2 separate regions of the Homo sapiens genome follow, and region 2 is linked to region 1. A link is an interaction called in ENCODE POLR2A ChIA-PET data of the cell type or tissue named here. Cell type or tissue: Caco-2. All regions are shown on one strand. Links, peaks and the distances in the headings refer to the core of each region. The heading gives the core; the rest is flanking DNA.

Evidence for each region. Peaks named below come from ENCODE experiments on the same cell type or tissue, not always from the same donor. Only the 100,000 strongest peaks of a DNase experiment are listed, where the experiment ranks them.
Region 2: POLR2A ChIA-PET joins it to region 1 with 11 read pairs; 2 of 35 experiments call an interaction of 5 or more read pairs at or near these places.

What each region holds. Positions count from the first base shown.
Region 1 is chr10:47,221,606-47,231,617 of GRCh38, forward strand. LOC105378291 (a long non-coding RNA gene) reads left to right here. Exons shown (of 5, transcript XR_945937.3): 4 at 2,207-2,421; 5 at 3,131-7,184. Among named protein-coding and RNA genes, the nearest start is that of GDF10, 74 kb to the right of the region's middle. RefSeq lists a silencer at 6,992-7,381. In Caco-2, for the core only: no CTCF peak of the experiment used is centred there; a DNase peak (open chromatin) is centred at 3,686.
Region 2 is chr10:47,052,927-47,062,938 of GRCh38, forward strand. No RefSeq gene overlaps it. Among named protein-coding and RNA genes, the nearest start is that of PTPN20, 150 kb to the left of the region's middle. In Caco-2, for the core only: no CTCF peak of the experiment used is centred there; no DNase peak of the experiment used is centred there; H3K27me3 peaks cover 972 bases.

The sequences.
Region 1 (10,012 bases), core at 639-8,638:
CACTATTCCACATAGAGCTTTGAGTGTCTGTCACCTGAACTGGCCACACTACCATCCCTGAATGTCACCACGACTTTACTTTTTAAAGAGCTTCTTAATGGGTAGCTGAGCACCAGGTTGCAGTCACCACATTGTATTCCCTGACCCTTAATTCTGAGAATAGCATCTCTCATGTCCAACTTAGTCCTATCATTGACCACAGAGAGATACCAAGTATCATTAGTCAAGGTTCTACCCTAGATACAGTTTTATTGGAGGATGATTTTTAGGAGTAGAACTGCATTACCTTGTGCAAAGAGAGGGATGTTGTGGGCCCCTGGCTTTCTTCACATGTTCCTTCTCCTACTCATTCAGGGTCTGGTTTATCCGAAACATTTGAACCTGCAAAGAGCTGGAGGATGGACAAGGTTACTGAACATCTTCAGTGTCTCATAAATCTTTGCAACAGTCCTGGAAGTGATCGTTAGTATACTCACTTTGCAGACGAGGAGACTGAGTCCTGGAGGTCAAATAACTTGTTCTACGTCACCACACCGTAAAGGGGACAAATCTTCACAGTTTACTTGTTGGCCATGGTCTATATGACCTTGGCATTCTCCCTCATGCTGAAGCTGGAAAAGAGAATCAGTTCAGAGGGAGATAGGAATGATGGGGGCTAGCCCAATGATGACCGAAGGTGCCAAGAAAGCTTCCAGGGCAGCCCAAAGTCAGGCCCTGGAGATGGTTCAGAGCCAACCCCAGGTTCATAAACCTCTGAACTGCAGCACATTCTGACTTTAAAGGATTGATCCTTCCTTAGACTTTGGAGACGTTGGCCCATGAGGGAGGCAGAGCCATGTGCTGGAAAGCTCAGGGTCTGGGGTCGGGTCCAGCCTCATGATTTACTAGCTGGGAGACTCTGGGCATGTTGCTGGACCCCTCTGTGCATGGGAGGATCCATCTCCTCATGCAGAAAATGAACACGGTGTTCTCTATCTGTTACCGTTGTTGAGAGACCCTGCCTTGTGCTGGGCCACTCTTCTTCCTCATGCCACCCGTGTAGACAGTGGCATGCTCACACTGAGCTGCTCACTCACCACTCACTGCACTTGGAGGTGCTGAAGCCAAGTGGAAAATGTGGGCTTTCCCCACAGAGCTTTCCTTGTTTGAGTGAACTGAATCTTTATTTTCTTTTACAAGCAAAGAGCTTTTCATTAATTTGTGCCAGACCATTTAATATATTCTACAGTGTTCTTGTTTCACTTAATTTTCTGGATTTCCAAGAAAGCTTTAGGATTTGGTTTGGTGAGAGGCCTTGAAGGGACTCAAAGAAATAAGAAAAATTAGAAACAATGTATTCACAACAAGACTTCAGTTTAAGGATTTCACCAAGGAATAAGTACAATGAGATGTATGTGGGGATTTTCCTCAGAAGTCACGATCTTGGTTTTTTCTAGACAATATAAGATTGATAAGAGCTGAAGCCAGAAATTCAACCATAAAAAAAATTTTTCTGTTTGTTATATTATAAATCATCAATCAGCAGTTAAAGCCCTGGATAGCAGGGAAAGAGATGCTTTTGAAGAAACTTTCACTGTAACCCACTTAAAAGTCACCTGGGAATGCTGCAACCTGGTGGGAAGGGTGTTTGCACTGAGAGCCAAGTTCATGTTTCTGGATTAGGTGAGAGTATTGATGCACTGGCAGCTCTGGTGATTTGTCTGAGGTTCAGAGATAGTGAGAGGATCTAGCAGACCCAGCAGATTCCAAAAACCTTCATGGCAGAGAGGGAGGGAGAAAGATCAGAAGAAACCAATGGGATCCTGCTGGGGTCGGGGGAGGGGGAGAGGGGACTTAGCTTTCCTATGGTAGGCATCTCCCAGGGCTGCCATCTCCCAGGGCTGCTTCCAAGATTACAGTGACAGAGCACAGCACAGAGAAGAGCTTTCCTGCACCAGGCTCAGTGGGGGCAGGGCAGTGGGATCTGAGACCAGACCCTGCAGATGTGTGGCCTCCAGCAAGCTTCTGTCCTCTCTGAGCATTGGTTTCCTCAGCCACAAAATGGGACTAAGAATAGACCCTGTCTTAGAGGAGCTGTGTTAAGATCTGACACTTGCTGGGTGACCCATCAGAGATAAAAATCCACACATGTGATTAGTAATATGATGCCCACTGAGAATGTTAGCATGCAACACAAATAAATATTATTGTTATCATTTGCATGAAGTAGGTGTATATGCTGGAGCAGCTGTACTTAAGTCCAGAAATAAGAAGATATTTGATCTGAGGACTCAGGAGAGAGCATGGCTGCTGCATAGATGGTGCCTTCCATCGCTTGACATAGGGAAGCCCAGCCAAAGCCTGTGTCTTGGGCAGCCGGGGAGCTCTCAGGATGGCTTGAAATCTCCCACATGGCCTGGGCCTGTTCTCCTTCCCCTCCAGGTAGGGTTATCAGATAAATTAAAGAAATACATAATTAAATTAGAATTTCAGAGATGTAACAAATACTTTTTTAACATAAGTATAGCTTAGGCAATATTTGGGATATACTTATACTAAACATTTATTTGTCATTTATCCAAAATTCAAATGCAATGAACATTCTATCTTTTTATTTGCTAAATGTGGAAACCCTTCCTCCAGTTGGCCACTTGCCACTTAACTGACTTGTTATGATATTTTTGTTATAATTTTTTTCTGATTATGAAAATAATGCACTCTTATTACAGAAAATCTTTAAAAATACTAATAAATAAGAAAGAAATAATAACTCATATGTAATACCATTAACTGATAATTGAAAGGCTGCAGTATTTGAAAATACTTAAAAATTATGGCCTAATTCTTGAATTTTACATGATTGAGATGCTACTTTATGTGTAGGCTTATATGTTTCTTTGGTTTAGCATTATACCATGATCTCCCTGTCATTAAATTTTTTTCTCCGCTGGATTCTGTCATCTGGCACAGCAGCTTTCTCTTTTTACTGAAAAAGTTGGTGGTTTTCAATATGTGTATCTCTGTGCATAAAACTCTGTCCACACCTCTTCAGTTGATCTCTCAAGTGGCTTTTAAAATTATTCCTATATATATATAATGAATAATCTGAAAGTGATGACATTTAATATCTCATGGTGACTTTTTTCTACAGCTCTCCTGGGTGCAGTCAAAGCTTCACTCCCTACACCCTACTGAACTATCAGCTGACTGATTCCCACTTGTCCATGCCCCAGGACCCCACAGAAGCTCCACATGCTTCCACAAGCTGATGCACCAGTTCCAAGAGGAGGAAGAAAAGCTGGCACTCAGCCTTTATTTCTCCCCAAACACCACAGTCATTCAATTCTGAAAAAAAAAAAAAAAAAAAAACCCATTGCTTTGAAAAACATAAAATGAGATCTATCAAACAGCATCTTGTATTTTAAAGTGGAAAGAATGGACTTTGGAATCATCTTTGGCAGCTAATAGGCTGGGACACGCAGAGAAAGAGCTTGCCTGCCTCTGCAGACATTCCTTGGACGAGTGGTTCTAAATCCCAGCTACACACTCAAATAGCTGCAGGAGGTTTAAAAACTGTCAAATCTCCCAGCCCCTGCCCAGCCCAGTCAATATTTATCTCAGGAGGAGGAGCCCTAAAACCAGTGTCTTTTCACAGAGCTCCCTACATGACTTTGATGTGTGGCCAGGTGATATCTCCTGAGTTCGGAGACACTGATGCTATCACTCACACCTAGTCAAATGAGAGGAGTCGGGGATGACAGAAGAATGCAGGCAACTTACCTACCTGAAGCTGGGGCCTCAAGGTCACCATGCCCTTGAGTGAGCCCTGTATGGGTCTACCTTGTGTCTGATGGTTCTCAGCAGGCACAGCTTCTCTTCAGGGCTTCTGCCGACATCTTCCCTGCATGTGGAAAATGGCCTGGGGTCCCCTTAGACTCAGCTCATGTCCTCCCCTTTGCTCAGGTTCCCTCTGAGTCCCGGTACCCGCCCATGCTGCAGACCTCCTCATGACTCCTTCCTCCCTGAGGCCTGGCCATCTGCACACCCCCATCCTATCCTGTCAGCTTGTTTTTTGTCTCTTTGGTGACCAGACATGAACCCCTCAAGGCTGTTCCCTCCACATCCCCAGCGCTCAGTTTCAGGCCAGCCCAGGGCAGGATGCACCTCGTGCAGACCAAGGGAAAGAGCCAGCAGCTGCTTCACATGAGCCTGTCCTCTGCACCTGAAGAGAATCTTTGGAAGGCCAGCGCCCCCACTTGTCCTGAAGGTGGAGGGGCTGTTCCCTCTAGCCCACACCTGTCATTCTAGGACTAACTTTCACTTTTTGGAAGCCAGAGCCACTCCCGACCATTCAGGGCCTTTCAGCATTCGGAAGGGACAGTGACTCCTCCTTAGATACCACATGTAGGACAGGAGGGAAGTTCAAGAGTGGTGTCAAGGGCCAGAGACAGGGAAGCTGGGGGGTCTGAAAGAAGCTTCCAGGAGATGTCTTCACTGCAAAATACCATACACCAAGGGGCTACAGGCTAAAACAAGACATGTATTTCTCACAGTTCTGGAGGTTGGGTGTTGGGGATTAAGGTGCCAGCCAGCATGGTGGGTCCCTGGTGAGGACTCTCTTCCTGGCTCACAGGTAGCCGACTTCTCACTGTGTCCTCACATGTGGGAAAGAAAGCTCTGGTCTCTTCATCCCCTCGTAAGGACTAATCCCATCATGGAGGCACCACCTTCATGACCCCATCTAACCGTAATTACCTTCTAAAGGCACCACCTCCCATAATATCACCCTGGGGCTTGGGGCTTCAACATATGGATTTGGGGGAACACAGACATTCAGTCCATAGCAAGGCACATGGGGAAGTTGGAGCATGAGAGCAGAGGAGACACCCACACATCTCAGGAGAGCAGTCACGTGTTCGGAGGATGTCAAGCCACGCTGAAGGCCCCTAGCCATGCTGGGGAGAGCATGCTCTAGCCATGGAGTTGAAGATGAGGTGGGAGTTGCCCTTGAGACCTTTCATCTAGGACCTCCCAAGTTCCATGAAGAGACAAGAGAAAACAGTAAGGGCACTGTATTCAAGGGAATGAGGGGTGATGAGTCCCTCTTGGGTTCCTCAGTAATGTCTTCCAGGACAGTCCATTGATTACACCTCTGCACCAGTCAGCGGACTTTTAGTGAGCCCTGGTAATGTGCCAGATGCTGTGCTGTGAGTGAGATGTGCACATTTCCTTCCTCGTGGAGCTCACACTCTCATGGGGCAGACACACAATCACACAATCGCACACATGTGCAGTGTGCAGAGCCTCCCTACAGGCTGGCCCGTGCCTTCCAGCTGCATTCACCTGATAGGAGGGCCAGCTGGAGACCAGAGGCTGGAGGCAGCCAGGGAGGAATGTGGGCACTGGTTTTCTGACTCCCTGCCCGCTGCATTCTCTGCAGCAGGCCCAGTTCCCGCCCAGCCCCCATGCTGCACAAGGTTCTGAGAATCACTCCTGCCCCCACTCCATCAGGTCCCACTTAAGGTAGCTCCACTGGCTTAGAGGACCACCCCACCCCAGGGGCTTCACCTAAACCAGTCACACTTTGTAGACAGTCCCCTCATTGAACTCTGATCAAATTACCCAATTTAAATATACCATCTGTTTCCCGCAGGGACTCTGACTGACCCAGTGACCTAGTCTAGGAGGTTAGGGAGTCTTCTGAGAAAAGGATGCTTGAGCTGAACTCTGAAGGATTAAATTCTCACTGCTTTTAATAGTAGGATCCAACATGTGTGTTTAGTCAGTAGTGGGGGTCCTGGTAAGCTTGAGCCTGCAGTGAGGGGTGCTGCAGGGGACACAGGCGAACCCATGAAGCCCCTCACCCCACCTCTTAGCCATGCCTGGCCAGGGAGGGCATCCCTAGACCCAGGCTCAGCTATAAGAAAGAGCAAGAACCAACAAACATTTCTTAAGCACCACTCCGGGGCCAGGCCGTGTGCTGGGCCTGAACGCTTCTCATAGGTGACGTGGAGACCTGGGGGTGGCTGCCATCTGGTGCTCTGGGTTTTGAGGGGTGCTCTCTGAAAGACCAAGCTGAGCAGCAGGAGGCCCAGAAATGGGGGCTCCCATTAGACATTGTGGCCAGTCTCACAGCACAGCCAGAAGGGCCAGCACTGCAGGGAGGGGAGCAGAGGGGAGGATGTGCTCTTTGGCCAGGCGAAAGCCTGGTCCCCAGGACTGAGGTCCTAGAGAATCAGGGATGCAGGAGAATGATGAAGAGAGAGGTCTCAAGGCCAAAGACAATAAGGTGAACTGTCAGAAAGTCTGGGAGAAAGATGATTTGAGGGTGACCCGAGAGGCTTGCTGTCAAATGTCCCAAGATCGGACAGTCGAGCAAGGCAGCATGATGGAAGGAATCTAGCCCTGTCCATCCACATAAGCCCAATTGCAAGTGCACTGTTGGAGTCATGAAAAATGTAATGTCTAGTTCTGGTGTGAGCAGGGCCACTCTCTTCCAAAGATACTCCCATGGGAACAGAAAAAAAGGGTAGAAGCCCGAAGAGCCATAAAAGGCAGCAAGGTCAGGAAGCCACCAGAATGTCAGTGAGATGTTTAATTTTGAAAATCAATTAATGTAATGTGTCATATCAACAGATCGAAGGGAGAAAGTCCATGCTCAGGTTTATAGATGCAAAGATCTGTTTGATAAAATTCAACATCCACTCATGACTTAATAAAGAAACAAAACCTATGGCAAATCACATGTAAAAGTGTTTAAGATATTCCCTTTAATATCAGAAAAGTGGCAAGAATGCCTTCTTTTATCTTTTCAATGCTGTAATGCATTAAAGGGCTTAGGCAGTGCAATAAGAAGAAAAAAGAAATAAAAGAGAGATTGGAAAGCAATAATCAAAGCTGTCATTATTTGAGGCAGATAGATAATTGAAAGTACCTCTGATTGGTTGCAGCAGACAATCAGATGTTTGCATAGAGTAAGTTTGTAACTTCAGCCTCTGGTTGCTTTCCAAAACAATTAGACTGATTGCCGGCCACCACTTCATTTACATGGGGTGAACACCAAGTGGCCAATGGGAAACCTCTAGGGGATATTTGGACCCCGGAAGATACTGTAACCGAGGCCCTTGAGCTGCTGCTCTGGCCCACTCCCACCCTGTGGCATGTACTTTCATTTTCAATAAATTTCTACTTTTGCTGCTTCAGTCTTTCCTTGCTTTGCTGTGTGTTTTGTTCAATTCTTTGTTCAAAACACCAAGAACCTAGACAACTTGCAGTCGATACCCTCTACAGTTAACAAGCTGGGGAATGCTCCTTCCAGGGTCCCAAGGTCCTTGCCTGGCTGAGCTTCTGGTGGCTGCCAGCATTCCTCGGCTTGTGGCCGCATCACTCCATTCTCCATCTCCATGGTCACATCACTTCTTTTCTGTCTGTTTTCAGCCTCCCTCTGCCTCTCTTATAAAGACATTTGTGATGCATTTAGGGCATACCTGGTTACTACAGGATAATCCCCCTTATCAAACTCCTTAACCTAATCACATCTGGAATACATTGTTTTTGCCTAGAAATTCATATTCACAGGTTGCAGGGGTTAGGACCTTCTCAGGCACCAAATGATAAGAAATCATCTTTCTGAGTAACCCACATGGAGTGGCCGCTGGGTCCTAGAGGCGCCGTTGGCCTGACAGCAGAACTCAGGGACTCTTAATGCCCTTGCAAAATGAATGCATTTGCATGTGGGAAGGTCTCTTGGAGTCTGCCTTAGCTCCTCTCACACAAGGTAGCAGACCTGGCCACCTTCCTCACTTGGACAGAGAGCCCTGGGGAGCTCTCAAAAAGTAGCCAGGCCCTAGATCAATTCAGTCAGGACCAGTGGGGGTGGGGTCCCTGCACCAATAGGTTGTTTAACCTTCCCAGGTGATTCTGCTGTTCAGGCAGGGCTGGGAACCATGAACCAGGTGGACATTAATGTCCCTTGCAGGTGAGACATTTGACAAATAAGCAGAAATGGAGCCAGGGTCTCCACTCTGGCTCCACATCAGCATCCCCCAGGGTAGGGACATTGAAAAGACAGGTTTCTGCTCCCTCCCCAAGGCAGGTGATCTAATTGGTCTGGGTGTGACCTGGACATCAGGACCTTCAAATTTTCCCAGTGATTTCCACGTGCACCCAGGTTGAGAACGCTGCGGCCCATAAAAGGGAGCCTTACACTGTCACTGCTATTGCAAAGGACAATTATCAGACCTGGGGAGACCTTCCTGATTCTGAGTTTCCAAACCACAGAACAGCTTGTTCAGGGAGACTGTGGAAGTCATTTCTCTAGAAATCTTGACTGATTCAGGAGGTTTCTAGCTGTCAGAGGATTTAGCTATGGTTCTGCTGTATGAAGGTGGAGGCATGGATTAGGTGATTTTCAAAATACCCTACAACTTCTTGAGTTTATGAAAAGTGATATCATGCCTCCCCTTGATAGATTCCTTCACCATTTAGACAAAGAATATAAAAAGAATTAAAATAACCCAATGAATTCAGGATTGTGGAAAATGTCATTACTGGTAATGAAAATTACAGGAAGTCTTGCTGGCGCTTGCTCCCTCCCCAAAACTAACATGAGAACATGTTTTTTCTTCTGATGCAATAATTAAGTTTGCCCAAGAAAATGTCTCTGTGCGCACCTCAGGGCAGGGGCTAAATGAAGCCTTTAACTAAACGATAAATGTGATCGTCTCCATGGACTGAACCCTGCCAGGGCAGACTGGCTTCCCAAGTGGATTAATTAACTCTTAGCAGCCCTGTGCTGGGAGGCTCTACAGAAGGGATTTGAGATTCCTGAGGCCCAGAAAGATGACTTTATTAAGAAATGGAAGACATTTGGGGTGACTTCTGTAGCTGGTGGCAGCCACAGTTCTAGGATCAGAGCCTAGAAGTCAAGACCTCAAGATGGAAATAACAGTTCAAAGGCAGTCTCATCAGATAGCACTGGGAGGAAGACACAGATTGGTTCAGCACTGAGCACAGACGATGTGTCTACCCTGTGTGTCTCCCTGCTCTCAGGAGGTCGTGCTGTAGTGGAGGACAGATCTCAATGCAGGAGTCTCCCAGCTGGGTGGGGATGGGTGTGCTCAGAGCACTGACCCAGACTGGGGCTGGGATGGGTGGCATCTGGCTGGAGAGCTGAAGACTGGGAGGAAGTAAAACAGGGCTCGGAGCCAGGAAGTGGATGCACAGGCCACAGTAGAAGCAGATCATTTACTCAGTTGCAGAACACGCAATGAAGGTTTAGCCTCACTAGCAATCAATGAAACAAAAAATTAAAAGCCTCTTGCAGAGTCATTTTTCTCCTCTGGAAGAATACTCAAGGGATGAGCGGGGTGTAATGAACTGGTTCTCCCTGTCTTGAGGGTGAAAGTGTGAACCATCATGAACCTTCCAAAAAATAATTTGGCATTCTGTGTCAGGCCCAGATGTATCTTGCAACTAATTATTTTCACTCATGAGAATTTATTCCAAGAAGCAATCCACCTTCCAAAGGCTTTATGCCCTGCACTGCTATTTATAAGAGTTGTCAGCAGAAGCCAAACCCTTCTCCTGCCAGCACATAGAAATAACCTTTATGCCCCCAGCTAGGTGTACATGTATTCCATATAAGGGATATTATTAGGCTATGAATATAAAATGTATGAAGACATAAAAAATGCCAATGATACAAAAATATTAAATGTGACATGCAACATAAAAACTATATTTATTTGGGAACAACTATGTAAAAATAAAAGAGGCTGCACTGAAAAAAAAGAAATTATTCTTTGTTAAAGTTATACTACTAGCAACTATTATTTTCCTCTTTATTTTCTATATTTTCTAAATTGTCTATATGAGTATTATTTTATAATAAAAAGAGTTTGTTTTGTTTAAAGAAAAGGTTAATTCTGTTTTAGTTGCTAAATGGGAGCCATGACTCATTACTGTGGTCCTTATTTTTGTCGCAGCTGGTCAAGTGATTTTTAACAACCAGCCCCAGCCACCACCCCTACAC
Region 2 (10,012 bases), core at 910-8,909, 170 kb before region 1:
TAGCCTTCTGAAGCCATTTATTTTAAAGAAATACTGAGGGGTACTAAGACATTCCTTTGGGAGCAGTTGTGTCAGCCTCCTAATTTAGGTGTCTGATTGATTTCCTTCTACGACTGTTTCATTTTAAAAGTGCATTTTCTTCTGATAAACTCATCTGTGTTACACACACACACAAAATGCATAAAGAAGAAAACAACCATCCTCCGAATTGTACCACTCAGAGCATTTTAGTTAATATGTTGGTAAATTTCTTCAGGCTGTGGATACCTAGTGACAAGGGAGAGACATAACAGAAGGATTTTCTTTCTGTTAACACTGTTGGTATTGTGTCATGCAATGCTGTGGGAACCTTATTTTGCTTACATATTTGTCTGTTTTTCTGATCATTCCTATTCATAGATTCCTGTAAGGGGGATTGCCAGGCCAAAGAGTATGAATACTTTGAATATGTATTGCCAGTTTGTCCTCCAGAAACTCATGTTATTTGCTTTCCAGGAGTGTGAAAGTACACACCATCAGTCTTTAAAAAAGAACAGGATTGGAAATGACTCAAAAGTTAATCTGGGGACGAGATATCTAGTGACCAGATGCCAGTCCATTCCCCATTTGAATCAGGGGCGCCTGAGCCATGGGGAGGTGTTGGGGGATGGAGAGCTAGTGCCTGCCAGTGGGGCTGCACGCCTGCGGGTGGTTAGGTTGGCTCTTTGTCCCAGGGCCTAGAGGTGGCTTCTGGGCTAAGGTGACTGAGGCCGTGCAGAGTTTGTGTCTGCACCCATGCCTGGTCACCACCTCTGTCACAGTCCATCTAGTTTCTACGATTCCATATTAAATGTAGGGGACTTTGTAAAGAAAAAGGATAACAAAATTGTGAGTACAAAACTAGGTGTAAAAGTGAATACTTATTCAAAATGATACAAGAATTAAAATGAACTACACATTTTTTAAAAGCTGATAAATAATGTAAACATCACAAAACTCTGCAAAAACATATTATTTACTGGCTTCCAGACATACTGTGTAATATTTTCCTTCTTGTATTTTTGGCTAGGTACTTGCTGTTTCCCTCTTCATATGACAATGATTTTCTAGAGTCATAATAGAAAGGTAATTTCAGTCTTTCCTCTGGCAGTGCTGGTCAAACAGCATTTTCTGAAAAAATCGGTAGTTGAGAAAAATTTATTTCAACTTCATGATGAATTGATAATGTCATATAAATTATAATAAATTGTTGAAAAAATTAGGGAAGACTTGAACCATGTTTCTATCCCATCTGAGCTGTATGACTTTAGGGCATGTCAAATTTTCTGTATGGTGATTGACCTGAAATGCTCTCTGAATGACAAATACACTTCTAGACCCACATTTTAATGGTATTCATGTTTAGTGTCTTCTTTGTTTTTGTCAGTTTTGATTAATTCATCAATAAATTTAAAAGTTTCCCCAATGTCTTCATAGGACTCACTTCTCTTGATTAGATTACTAAATATTCCAAGAGCCTGATTATTATTTTTATTAGGCATTTATTTCTACTTCTTCATGGTAAAATATGAACATTTAAAAACATAATTTTATTAACAGTAAATTCTTTCTTTCTTTTTTCCTTTCCTTTTTTTTTTTTTTTTTTGAGACAGGGTCTTGCTCTGTCACCCTGGCTGGAGTGTAGTGGTGTGATCATAGCTCACTGTAGCCTCAACATTCTGAGCTCAAGTGATCTTCCCACCTCAGCCTCCCAAAGTGCTTAGATTAAAGGTGAGAGCCACCATGCCTGGCCCCATTAATCATTATCTAATTTTTTTCTCTGTTCCTTAATTAAAAATTTAAGGATGACAAAATCATATTTCTGTCCAAAGTGGAAGACCATAACTTCTCATTTGTTTTATTGCAACTTTTCAAAGCATCTTTCCAGATTATAGATTAAATAACATATTCTCAGCTGAACCTCTCTGGATCCCCCATATGCCTGGGGCCACTCCAGTGCCACCTGATGGGGGCAGAGTGCATTGTGTGGGACACAGGGGAGGTCCCAGTAGAATGAGAGGTTATCTTCTTACTTACATTGATTGCTAGAGCCACTCCTGGGGCTTTGGAAGGGGTTCCTACAAATGAGAGGCCTGTGCTGGAAGCATCATTAGCTTCAAGGTAAATCTACTTCTTATATCAGTTCTGAATTTCACCCCTGAATCTGCCCCACCTGCAGGCATCCTGGAGGTTCATCCCACCCCCGCTGCTTCTTGAGTGGTTCTGGGTGCAGGGTGAGCATCAATGAGTAGGAGGGCTGGCAGAGACCCCATCCTGGGACACATCATCAGACATCATTTTGCTGGAGGTGGAGCCAAAACCCTTTGCACGGTTGGGCTTTGGGGCCCAGCACTGACCCATAAACTCTGGCTGCCTTAGTTTCCTTTCCTTCCTGATTCCTGGAGGACAAGGCCCTTCAGCTCTGCTACTGTGTCCCCCTTTTGGTCCCTCAAAAGACTCGACAGTTCCCATCATCATGAGCAAAGTCTGTTTTGGGGAAAGGCTGTTTTGGGCCCTCCCTTCTCGCCCTGCCTTCCTGCTTACCTCAGCTCTTTGATTTCTGTGGCTTCTTTTATTCCTGTCCTACGGTAGCTGGATAATTGCAGAAGCAGCAGCCTGGCCAAGGGATCCAATCCCAGCTCCTCACTCTACCTGATGCACCCCTGGGCACAGGCATTCTCATCCTGGGCAACTGTGTGACCTTTGGTGACCTGCTTCAACATGGTGAGTCTGACAGGGTCCCACCACAATCCCTAATCCATGATCCGGAGGCTCCCAGCAGAACAGTTAACAGGGAAGAAGGAGGAGGGAGGGCGGAAAGAAACCAGGCACAGCACTTCCTCTTTGGCTGCGCTTGCTCTGTGGCCAGCCTATGTCCAGGGCCTTGTTCTGTTCCTCCAGCCCCTCTGGATCCTGGCTGTCCCCCAGATCCCAACAGAATTGTCAGGTAGGGCAGTGTGCACTGGGCACTGCACCAAGGTCTCCTGCAGCTCCAGCTCTGGCTCTGTTCTCACCAACGGCTGGGCAGGAAGAGTTGGAGGGGCTCTGTCTTCCTCATGCACCCACAATTGCAGTCTTAGGCACGTGGAGTGCTGTGAGATGCACAACAGTCCCCGTGGAAAAAACCTGAAAGGAGCACAAAACCAAGTGGCCTGGCCCCAAAGCACTGCAGCCTACCTTTATCCTTTAAATTAAATGGGTGCAAGAGTCATCAACCCAGGCATATCAACTCTCAGCTGCCTCTGTCAGGGGTGAGCTCCCTGGACCGGAACAAGGGGGCTTCCTGGCTGCCTCTCCCATGACCTCCCTCACTGTCAGGGAGTAAGATTGCCTTCCCCTTCCCTGAGAATGCTCCAAATAAGTCCCTGTGCCTCACCCAGTCACTAATCTCATTTCCTGTCCCTTGCTAGAATGACCAAGAGTGGGAATTCCTCTTCTTTGAGGCACCACCACCTCCTCCCTGGAGAGAGAGGCCTGTCAGGTGGAGTCTCTAGTGAGAGGACTTTCGGCCTTTCTACCCCAAAGCATTAGTCTAGGCACTGGCTTCAAAAGAGTACAGCTAGCCCAGGAGACGTGGGACTAGTGGCCACAGCTTAGCAGGCCAGTGTGGGCTCCTGACAAACCCACATCTAATGGCCAGGAAAGCCTAGGAAACCACAGCTGTGCACTGCTTCTAGATCTAGGAAGAAGGTGCTGTACTCATTCTCATTACAAACTCTTTAAAATAGGGTTGTTTTTGTCCTTAAGTCAAGTCAATATAATTCGAAATAGTGAGAAAACAAACCACAGACTGGGAGAAAAATTTGAAAAAAACACATCTTACAAAGGACTATCACCTAAAATATACAAGTAACTCTTAAACTCAATAAGAAAACGAACAACCTGATTTAAAAAATGGGCAAAAGACGTGAACGGACACCTCACCAAAGAAGATACAAGTTGGCAAATAAGTGTTTGAATAGATGCTCAATGTCATATGTCATTATGGAGTTGCAAATTAAAACAGGATCCAACTATATACCAGTACAATGAACACAATCCAAAGCCCGGGAAACACCAATGTTGGGAGGATGTGAAGCAACAATGCTCTCATTTGTTGGTGGGAATGAAACGTGGTACAGTTTCCTTTGGAAGACAGTTTGACATTTCTTTAAAAACTAAGCATACTCTTACCATAGGATCCAGCAGTCACACTCCTTGGCATTTTCCCCAAAGAGTTGAAAACTTATGTCCACACAACCAGCACCCCCAAAACTAATGTTTATTGCAGTTTTCTTCATAACTGCCAAAACTTGGAAGCATCAAATTGTCCTTCAGTAGGTGAATGGATAAACTGTGGCACATCCAGGCACATGGAATATGATTCAGTGCTAAAAAGCAATGAGCTGTCAAGACATGGAAAGACATGGGGGAAACTTAAATGCATATTGCTAAGTGAAAAAGGCCACTCTGAAAAGGCTACACACTGTATGATTCTAACTATATGACATTCTGGAAAAGGCAAAACTATGGAGACAATTAAAAGATCAGTGGTTGCCAGGGGTTGGGGGGACAGAGGGATGCATCGGCAGAGCACAGAGGTTTTTTAGGGCCATGAAGCTATTCTGTGTGATACTACGATGTGGATACCATTGAGAGAGTGCCGGGGATGGCAGGACTGTCAAACTCACCCAGAAAGGAGGGAATGAGACTTCGGGGTGGGGAGCTGCTGCCTTTCTATGGCCCTGTTCCACCCAAACTAGGACTGTGGACCGTGCTGTCACCACCATCAGTGGGGGGTGGGGATGGGAGGCAGGCAGTGTCACTCTGGTGGAGGTCTCCCCACGTGGCCTCAGAAAGCCTGAGAAGGGGCTCATCCTCCACCATGCCTCCAATGATAGGTGATGGCACACACTGGCCCTCTTCCCTCACTTGACACAATGGTGGATACATGACATTATTAACCCCCATAAAATGTGCAACACCAAGAGTAAACTCAAATTAATCATGGACTCTGGGTGATACTGGTGTGTCACTGTAGGCTCATCAATTGTAACAAATGCACCACTCTGGCGGGAGATGTTGATAATGGGGGAGGCGGTGCATGTGTGGGGCAGAGGGTATAAGGGAAATCTCTGTAGTTTTTGCTGTGAACCTACAGGTGCTCTAAAATTATAGTTGACTAAAAAAACCAATATATTCAGTATTTTGCAACTTATTTTAATAGCCTCTTCCATGGAATCTATTCCATTGATGTTTACTAATCCCTGCTTCATGCTAGACCTGCCCAAGGCCCTGAGGACACAGTTGAGAAACAGGCTGCCCTGATTTCTGTATTCAAGGCACCATAATCCCTCACGGAAGAAAGTCATTACACAAGTGTAAACAACACATTACAGTTCAAAACACAGTAAGGTTTTTTCAGTCTTCCTGTATTCCAGAGAGCGGGGGGTCTCAGGTCAATCTGGAGGGCGATGGGCTTCCCTGCAGAAGTGCCATCTAATGCCATCTGAGACTGAAGGTGGCCGCAGTTGGCTGAGCAAAGTGTGGGAATGAGAGGCCGTGCAGAGGGACACACGTGTGGGAGCCTTGATGGGAAAGAGCCGGTGCTTCTGAGAACAAAAAGGAGACTTCTGTGGCTGGAGTTCTGAAGAAGGGGCAGAAGCCAGCCCTGTAGTGCCTGGGCCCCCGTCAGCCATCCAGTTTCCCTCCAAATGCACTGGGAGGATTTGAAGGGCTTTAAACGACTGTGTGACATGATCAGATTTGTGTCTAAGAACTATTATATTGGGTAGTACACAGAATGGATTTGATGGGGCCAAGGTGGGAATGGAAGACTAGTTTAGGGGCTAGCACATAACCCGGGCAAAGAAACCATGTTGGCCTTTGCAGAGAGAGATGTGAACAGGGCCAGGAGTTCTCAGTTTGACCTACCCTGACTCAAAGCCTGATTGGACACGGGTGTTGAGAGAGGGGCCAGTGTCTAAGGACAGTACCATGTTCTGGAGGACCCTGGAGGAGCAGATCTGGAGAAGCAGATGTCAAGTGGATGTAGACCTGGGAGCTTCGGCAGCTGTCAGACGGCTGAGGGAGGTGTGCACAGGATTGGATGTGTGCACCTGGATCCCTGCACACAGCCTGGGCGGGAGACATAAATCTGAGCAGAGAGCCGGTAATTGGAGCCTTGTGGCCGATGAAGTCATCTAAGGGGAACGTGTGGGCTGAGGAGAGCAGGGAACAGGGCCATGATCGCTGCCACATCTGTGGACTTCGGGAGCTGGAGGCAAGACACCATTGGATTATCAGCAATGCGAGGCACAGCAAAATCTAGAGCCCAAGGCTTGCTTGATGCTCTGCAGCTGACAAAAGCTTCCCACCAAATGAGGTTCCCAGGGCTTCTCACCCAAGCCCTGAGAGACAAGTGTACTGCTACCGATGGGGACTTTGCAGTGTGGAGGAAAGAGCGCAGGGGTGGGAATGGCAGAGACTGAGGCTCACATGCACAGGGTGATAATTCCCGCCTGGAGAGTTATGGCACAAAATGACACGAGGGATTGACAAAGCTCCAGGCACCTCGTCTGACACATGGTAGGGTTGTTGAGGTTTTAAGGGACTCATAAATAACACCCCATTATTCCTCTTCTCCACTTACATCTAGCTGAGAAGTGAAATGCAGGAGATGGAGAACTGGAGAAGGAGCAGCAGCTTCCTCACGGCACTGCCGATGGAGCAGCAGGCCCACACTCACCTCCCTAACCCTGTGCCCACTCCCTGTCACTTTTCCGACAGCCCCGAGAGAATGCTGGAGCAGGCAAGACTGTCAAAGTGACCCAGAGAGGAGGGAATGAGACTCCGGAGTGGGGGGTTGCCTTTCTATGGTTCTGTCCTACCCAAACTAGGACTCTGGACTGTCCCATCGCCACCAGCAGTGGGGGGTGGGGATGGGAGGCAGGCAGTGTCACTCTGGTAGAGATCTCCCACATGGTTTCAGAAAGCCTGGGGAGAAGGGGCTCGCCTTCCACCACGCCTCCAACCATAGGCGATTGCACACACTGGCCCTGTTTCCTCGGTTGACACGTAAAACCAAGACCAACAAGTAGAGGAGCGAGTATGTGCTCACAGGGCTTCTCACTCCAGTCTGGCCAGTGCCTGATGGCAGGGCTTGGTGCCTGCAGCTTGTCCTTGAGGACCCCTCCTCCCTGGCCTTAGCTGAGTTTTGGGTGGGTCCCAAAGGTAGCCCTGAGCTGGGGTGGTGGGAATGGTGGCTGTGTCTCGGGGCTTTGCTTCTTAACCCTGGGAGCTCTTCCTTCCGACCTCTGCTGTGGGGCCATGCCTTGCCGCCTCCCCATTCTCTCCTTTAGGTACTGGCTTCAGACTCATGAGGGGACGACTCTTTCTTCCCCATTGGTTATGTCTGTCACATGTGAGCTCTGCAGTCTGAGACCAGCTCCCTTCAATGTGGCGTTTGGAGCACTGGGACACGGCCACAGTGTGGGTGGGGTATACTAACTTGGGTATCGCCTGGTGGCTGAGCTCAGAGAGACAAGAAAAATGAAACCCAGCCCCAGCTCAGAGATCACCCACTTCTGCCCAGGGCTCAGTGCGGCTCAGTCAGCCTGCTGGATATGGTAACACCGGAGGTTGTGGGATGTGCCTGTCTCTAAAGTCTCCTCTCTTCCTTGTCCACCCTCCTCTCTGTCCAAGGACTCCCTTCCTCTGCCTTGCTAATTCTCCCTAGAGCTGTCAGGGTCAGTTGTGACAGCTGACTCTGGAACCAGCTGTCTGGAACAGAGAGAGGCAAAACCCTAAAGGTGACTGCTTGTGTCTGGATGTGGGAAGGTGGAGTGAGTGTGATTCCAGTCGAATTCCTCATCCCAGGCCAAGCAAAGCCTGGTGGAGGAAATTTCTCACCTGCCTTGGATGCCAGGCCAGATGGGGCATCACCTGAAGCAAAGGAGTTCATAATTCAAAACAACAAGAATAACTTAAGCGGCAGGCATATGCCTTGCTTCCCAAATACTCTTTGAATTTCTGGCACTTCTGCCTGGCTGGAAATAATTCAGTCTCAGTTATATTGAAGGTTCCTTTTGAATCCTGGGCTTATGAAGGTCCCACAAGAGCAGCAAGCAAGTCCTCCAACCCACCCGTTAGGGCTATAATGTGGAGAACACAGCCTACCTGGTCTCCTCAAGGCCAGGGGCACCGTGCATCTGGACCCCAAGGTCACAGCAACCTGCACAGGAGTGGAAATTCCATGCCTCCCTCTAGCAGTTGCTTTCAGAAGTTGCTTTCCTCAGCACCGACAGCTAGCCAGGCAGGGTCTCTCCTCCAGGAGCCATGGACTTTGCCTCCCTCGATGGCTGCACAATCTTTCCTCTTTCCCTCCCGGCTTCTGCAGCTAACTTCTTTCTTCTTCCCAACACACTTCCTGACGTTTGAAGAACAAGAGCTAGGAACAGGGGTACTCTCTGAGAACCTTCTGTTTTCTGCCCTGCTGCCCCCCCAGGAGGTAGAGAGCACAGAGGCTTCCAGCCTCCAACAGGGCAGGACGTGGAGAGACCCCCACAAAAGTCGTATCCCAGGGAATTTTCCTGCCAACATCACATCATCTGTCCCATGTGTGATGCCACTGTTTTCCACTTGTCATCTCCATGCTTCCTAGACTGGGGCCCGAGGGTCTTTGGGAGAACTTGGGGGATCCTGAGCCTCAGGATAGACTTTGCATATCAGTGGCCAATAAAGGAAACTGATGAAATCACAGCATATTTTTGAAAGCTCTGTTGTGCAAGAAGACCCTGAACGATGTTTGCTGTGAGTATAACAACTGTACTGATTCCAGAATTCACAAGAGGAGTTGGAGAATTGGGATGGGATTCTCCACTTTCTTCCTTGAAGCCCACCTTCCCAGATTCCTTCTCTGCTGTGGGGCTTTAGGTCTAACTCTTTGGGAGCAACCCCATGGTCTTTCTGATGCTAAGACTGAGATGTCTTTTCCTTCTTGGACTCCATCTCCTTCCCCTCCTCCAGGGCTTTGTCTGCCGCCTGATCCCAAGAGGGTCCCACCCTGGCCTTGTGCTGGGGGTCCAGTCTTCAAGCTCCCTGAGTTCCCTGCTCAGAGACACCAGGCTTAGACAGTGGGGTGAGCAGATGCTATAAGGGGCCTTGGTAGTACTAGTCCGTAATGACTGAAAAATTATCAGATATTTCACCCTTCCCAGTTAATCCTACGGGCACCCTCTATACCTTATTCTACTGAAAGAATGTCTTTCTCTGTCATCCCAGCCTGATGTGTGTCTCAGGAAAGAGAAAGAAGGCAAAAGGAGAGGAAAAGAAAACCTTCTGCCAGGTATGCCACATACTATAAAAACAAACAGGGATGTATTATGAAAGAGAGTAAAAACTTCTGCCTGAATTTTAAAGATAATAAGTAAGACTTTGAAGAAATTTCTGGATGCCACCCCTTTAGGTCTATGCCTAAATGGCATAGACTGAGTTATGTATTTACTCACTTGGAGGTAAGTCGCTGAAACAGTCTGAAATGTGCTGCCTTCACCCTTCTTAATCTTTTCCTTGCTGTTTTGTAAGTAGTTTTAAAAATGTATGTTTATCAGAGTCATATATGTATGTAGTTTTAAAACTTAAATGGTTCTTCAAGGTTTGTAATGAGAAACAGCGTTCCTCTTCCCACTCCAGATTCCCGTTCCCCAGAGGCAATCACTTTGAATTCCTGCCGTTTCTTCTGGTGCTTTCCTCCTGACTTTAAAATAACAAGTTTAGAAGGCCATTTCTTGATTTTCCAGTTTAAATGTCACGGGATGAACTTCCACCATGGAAGAGGAGGATGTCGCTCTTTAAAAACACCATCCTCCTGTGCATACGTGCTGTCTCTCTGTTTGTCTCAACCCCATCATGGTAGTTACAGCCTAATTTTTGGCCAAATCAATATTTGGTATTTACATAGTTATGACTATGTTCGTATTATTCACAGCTAAACCATGCAGTGCACATTTCCTAT